Regions from separate parts of the Homo sapiens genome. Here region 2 is linked to region 1. A link is a loop called in an ENCODE intact Hi-C map of the cell type or tissue named here. Cell type or tissue: B cell. All regions are shown on one strand.

Region 1 (2,500 bases):
GAGGAAAAAGGACAGCTGGGAGGTAGAGAGCACTGGGTTGGGAGTCAGTGCCTCTGAGTTCTAGTTCTGGCTCTGGCAATGGCTGCCCACCCTGGGCAAGTCCCCTTCCCTTGATGGGACTTGGTTTCCACATCTGTAACATGAAGAGGCTGGAGTAGTCACCAAGGGATCCTTCCAACCCTGACAGTCCAAGTCCTGTTAGCAACTCTATGTCCTTTCTCTTCAGCTCTCTGGAAGCTGGACCCTGAGTCCCTCTAACCACAGCAGGTTGACTCTGGAAGGCATTAGAATATCACTTCCTGCTTCTCAGATTAATGCCATCAACCACAGACCCAGCACAGGGGTCTTTCATGGCATTTTTACCTCTAGCATCCTACAGTCCCAGGCGAGCTTGGCAGGTATCATCATTCCCATGAGACACATGGAAAGGAGGCTCAGGAGGGTGATGGACTTAACCTAAAGCCTCCTGGGAGTTGCTGTCAGACAGATGGGGCAGAAAGGCAAAGAAAGCCAAACCCTAGATGGCCTGTCCCAGGCTGGACTTTCTGAGCACAGGCCCAGCTGATCTGAACCTGTGGGTGCAGTACTCTTCCCACTGGTGCCAAATATAGGTCTGAAAGACCTGCCCAGCAGGGCACACTCCCACCACAGAATGAGGGAGGGCTCTTGGGTTCCAGGGTCCACAGCCCTGATTTTACACATAGGGAAATTCAGACCCAGAGTGGCGGAGAGGCTCACCCAGAGTCACACGGTGAGTCAGCAGCAGAGCCAGGGCACCATGCCAATTTTGTGACCTGGTACTTTCTTCAGTGCCAGGATACTGCTTCCAGGAGGCTGGGGGACACCTTGGTCCCTGGAAAGGGCTTCTGCCAAGTTCCTTATGAACCCTCTCCTGCCCCTCCTCTCTATACTCTGGGAGCTAGGAGGGTGGAAACTTGAGATCAAGCCTTCCTCATCCTGCAGACTCTAATTTGAAACCTCACTCCATCCCCTGCCAGCCCACGGCCAAACCCACCACACCTGCTGCCCTGGAGACCAACCCTGCTCCCTTCCCATCCCCCATACCGAGTCCCTTCATGGCTTTCCGCAGCGCTTTGGCATCTGCGTCAGGGTTGAAGTCATTGGCTGGGCGCACAGTTCCCTTCAGCTGTGAGAAGCAGAAAGAGACTCAGCAGGTGTCTGAAGGCCCCCCTGGGGACCAGGCTGAAAGACAGCATGCGAGGGTGGGAAGCTCACCCCATGAGCCCAAACCAAGCGGCGTGGGTGGGGAAAGAGGCAGAGGTGAAGCCACAGCAGACAGACCCTGCACGAGAGCTGAGAGAGAGAGAGAGAGAGAGAGAGAAAGAGACAGAAAGATATAGAGAGAGGGAGAGAGGGACTCAGGGCTGGGAGCAGGGCAAGTCCTGATCAAGAGAAATTGGCTAGGCTCCCGCCTGCCACGGGATCTGCCTCGGTTCTAGTGCCCCTTGGCTGCTTATTCCACCGGGGCATCCCCAATTCTTCTGAATCCTACCCTGCCCCCGAGGCCCCCTCTGCCTCTTAAAGAGTCATTCCCCCTGAAAAGGCAGCAGAAAAGTTCTGAAATACCAGAACAGAGTTTCCCAAATTTCAGTCACTCCTAAAGGACTTTCACTATTCCAAATTAGCACACACACTATGCCATCTCTTAATGGTTTTATGTAATTCAACTTCTTTTCTGTCTACTTAAATGCATCAATTTTTGAAGTGCATTTAAAATTACTCCCAAAAGGCAAGGAATTGTATCCGTTTTATCCTGTTACATATCCCAGGTGCCTACAACAGTGTCTGACATAATAGGCACACTCAAAAAATAATTGTTAAGTGGATTAATGAGGCTTGGCACAATGGCTCATGCCTGTAATCTCAGCACTTTGGGAGGCCAAGGCAGGAGGATCGCTTGAGCCCATTGGTTCAAGATGAGCCCAGGCAACATGGTGAAACCCTGTCTCTACACAAATTAGCCAGGTGTGGTGGTGTCCACCTGAGGTCCCAGCTACTTGGGAAGCTAAGTGGAAGGATCACCTGAGCCTGGGGAGGTGGCAGTGAGCCATGATCATGCCACTGTACTCCAGCCTGGATAACAGAGTGAGACCCTGTCTCAAAAAAAAAAAAAAAAAAAGGAATGGATGAAATTAATTTTATATAACTACCATGAATTAGGAAGTTGATACCATGTATCATAAACTGACAATTTACCACAAAAATCAACATAATAAAAACAAAAGAGGTGATATACCATGAAATTTAACATGATGCCTCTACTTGCCAGAAGCTCTGAAACTTAAAGCGAGCTCTCTCAGCTTTCTCTTTGTGAAAAAGGAAAATCAGCAAGTGTTGCAGAGACGGCGGCACCAAACCAAGACTTCCTCTTTGACGTAATCAGAAACGCTGATGAAATTGGAAAGGAGTGCCTTTCTCATTCACTCTGTGGAGTTCAGCGTTATTCAACCCTGCCAAACTAAATTCACTTCTCACATCA
Region 2 (2,500 bases), 64 kb before region 1:
CTACAGGGAGCCTCAGAGATCAGGCCGGGAAACCAAGCTATGGGGAGGAGGAACTTGCCCAAAGTTGCCCTGTAAGTCAGTGGCAGAGGTATAACGAGAACTGAGGTTTCCTGACTCGCCATCCAGTGCTCTGCTGCACTGACCTCCCACTTCTCTGAACTCTGGAGGAATGGCAATGACTATAACCCCAACTTGGCATTCCCTGAACACCTGTGTAATGGCGTCAGTGTGCCGCATTCTAACAAGAGGAAATGCTGCTGTTTCAACTCTGCATCCATTCCCCCACTGCCTCTTTCCACAAAGGAGCTGAGGTGGCAGATGCTGCTCTATTTAAGGCTCATGCGATGCTTCCCATGCCTGCGACTTCTCCAGACTACAAGCTTCAGAGCACAGGGAGGCTGTGTTGTCTTGGCTCAAGTGGCTCAGCAGAGACAGGCACACTGTAGAGCTAATGAGGAACTTACTACGTCAGTTAAAGTTATCGGTCCAAAGTCAGAGTGAAACACTTTCTGAGCAGGGGATCTTGCCTCCATGGCCAGCATCTCAGAGCCCTCAGGGACAGAACAGGACAAGGGGACAGAAGGTTCCAGGCGACAGAACATAAAGAGCCTTTCCAATACTCAGAGCTGCCTGAGGCAGTGGTGAGCCTCTCAACACTGAAGGCATGCTAGTTAGCCAGACAGCCACCTGAGGGGGCCCTGCACTGGGCACTGACAGGTACATGGGGCAACCAGTGAACACAAGCATATTTGTCAGCCAAACCTTTGTGAAGGGAGGCAGCAGGGATCAATATATCAGTGAAGGGCTAGAGCACCTATTGCTCGCATAACAACAATTAAAGAAAAAAACTTAAAAGTGGGAAGGAAGGGAGAATGGAGAAGGTAGAAATTTAAGTCGTTTAAAGAATCTTCCAGACTTTTCACAATGGTTCTTCAATAAGTCTGCCATTTTAAGAAAGAACAGAAGGAGATATAGTTAGGAAAAAGGCAGCCAGTGTTGTAAGGTGTGGAATGAGGATGCTGGGCAGACGCTCCAGAGCTGTACGAGAGACAGAGAGAGAGAGAGAGAGAGAGAGAGAGAGAGAGAGAGAGAGAGAGAGAGTGTGTGTGTGTGTGTGTGTGTGTGTGTGTGTGTGTGTGCGCGCGCGCGCGCGCATGCGTGTAAGTGGAAAGTTGAACCTCCTTCCTGTGTGCTCCAAGAGTCTGCACAAAGAGCAAATCACCTGTCTTACAGGGCCCTGGGCCTTCCTGACCCTTCTTTCTCCCCCGGGGTTGGAAGCCCACAGACCCAAAGGGCTGAGTCATAGTGTGCGGAGGTGCCTGGCCCCTGGCAGAAGGCAACAGGGCTGGCAAAGAGCCCAGGCTTTCACAACGGTCGGGTGCCCGTGTGCTCCAAGTCGGGGAAGTCACTAGCCCAGGAATTTGCATATGTGAGCGAGAAGCACCCTTTGCTCCTGCCCCTCGTGTATCCCCAAGTGACTCCAGGGTACCTAAGGGATCTGAACAGGTTCTGTGCCTCTCACATGGTAGCAAGTGACAGGACACAAAGAGGGCAGCAGGTCAAGCCCGGGGTCCTGCCCGTCCACTCACCATCGCATTGGCATGGCTGCTGCTCTCTGGTGAATTCTGCTCCTCAGGAGTGACCACTTCAAATTCAGAGGAGGTGCCCTGTGCAGAAAGGAAGTTAGGTGCTGCCCGAGAGAAAAACAGCTCACCCCTCCTCTGCGGCCCTGTGGCTGAGAGCAGCAAGGGGGACAAAATCTCTTCCCATTTTGAGTACACAGGGACCGTTACATATCATCTCACATGAGATCACAAAGCAGGATTCTCGACAAGCCTGTCATAGCCCTCTGCATAATGTGAGGTCATATCCCCTCGATGGCCAATCCTCTTTTGTAGAAGGGAGATGTGGGACTAGCTGACCTTGAACCAGCAGCACTGTAGGATTGCATTTTTTAAGGCCGTGTACTTTTTAAATGCTTTCATGAGCTCCATTATTTCTCAGGGTGACCCATGGAGTGGGTCAGAAGGTTATATCCTCTTTGGAAAGATGAGGAAACTACAGTATACAGTTGGTTAATGCAAAAGCAGGGATTGAACCCAAGACTGCAGATCCAGCATTCCTGCCACGGCCCCAGAGCTGTCTCTTAGGCCCAGACGTCTCTGATCGGTTTCCCAGAACACAGATGGCAGCTGTTACGGCCACCACCAAGCATGTCCTGTGCTGGCCTTCCCAAGCCAGTCCTGGAGATCCCAGAGGAGTGAACTGATCTGAGAAAAGTCCCAGAGATGATTCACCAAATTTGGAGACTATTTCAGGATTCAACCAAATCCACGGTGGCCAAGAAATCCCAGATTTTTTCACATCTTTCCGTCATTCCTAGTAGAATTACTGGTCATTCAACCAACCAAGAAGCCAATGGCCCACCTGAACCAGCCATTAGCTCTGGGATCTGGGATTTCCATGTCCCGTTAAACCTGGTCTGCAGCCTCCCTTCATC

Evidence for each region. A loop is a pair of places that touch in the nucleus more often than their neighbours do. Peaks named below come from ENCODE experiments on the same cell type or tissue, not always from the same donor. Only the 100,000 strongest peaks of a DNase experiment are listed, where the experiment ranks them.
Region 2: it touches region 1 in a loop (4-fold over the local background); 108 of 110 quality-filtered maps call a loop at or near these places.

The regions. Positions count from the first base shown.
Region 1 is chr5:151,123,221-151,125,720 of GRCh38, forward strand. It overlaps ANXA6 (annexin A6), which reads right to left. Exons shown (of 26, transcript NM_001155.5): 15 at 1,066-1,147. Among named protein-coding and RNA genes, the nearest start is that of ANXA6, 33 kb to the right of the region's middle. RefSeq lists an enhancer at 625-1,125. In B cell, no CTCF peak of the experiment used is centred here; DNase peaks (open chromatin) are centred at 1,151, 1,921 and 2,401; H3K4me3 peaks cover 1,167 bases; H3K27ac peaks cover 2,500 bases.
Region 2 is chr5:151,058,729-151,061,228 of GRCh38, forward strand. TNIP1 (TNFAIP3 interacting protein 1) reads right to left here. Exons shown (of 18, transcript NM_006058.5): 5 at 1,590-1,667. Among named protein-coding and RNA genes, the nearest start is that of TNIP1, 21 kb to the right of the region's middle. RefSeq lists an enhancer at 1,511-1,580. In B cell, no CTCF peak of the experiment used is centred here; DNase peaks (open chromatin) are centred at 593 and 1,313; H3K27ac peaks cover 2,242 bases.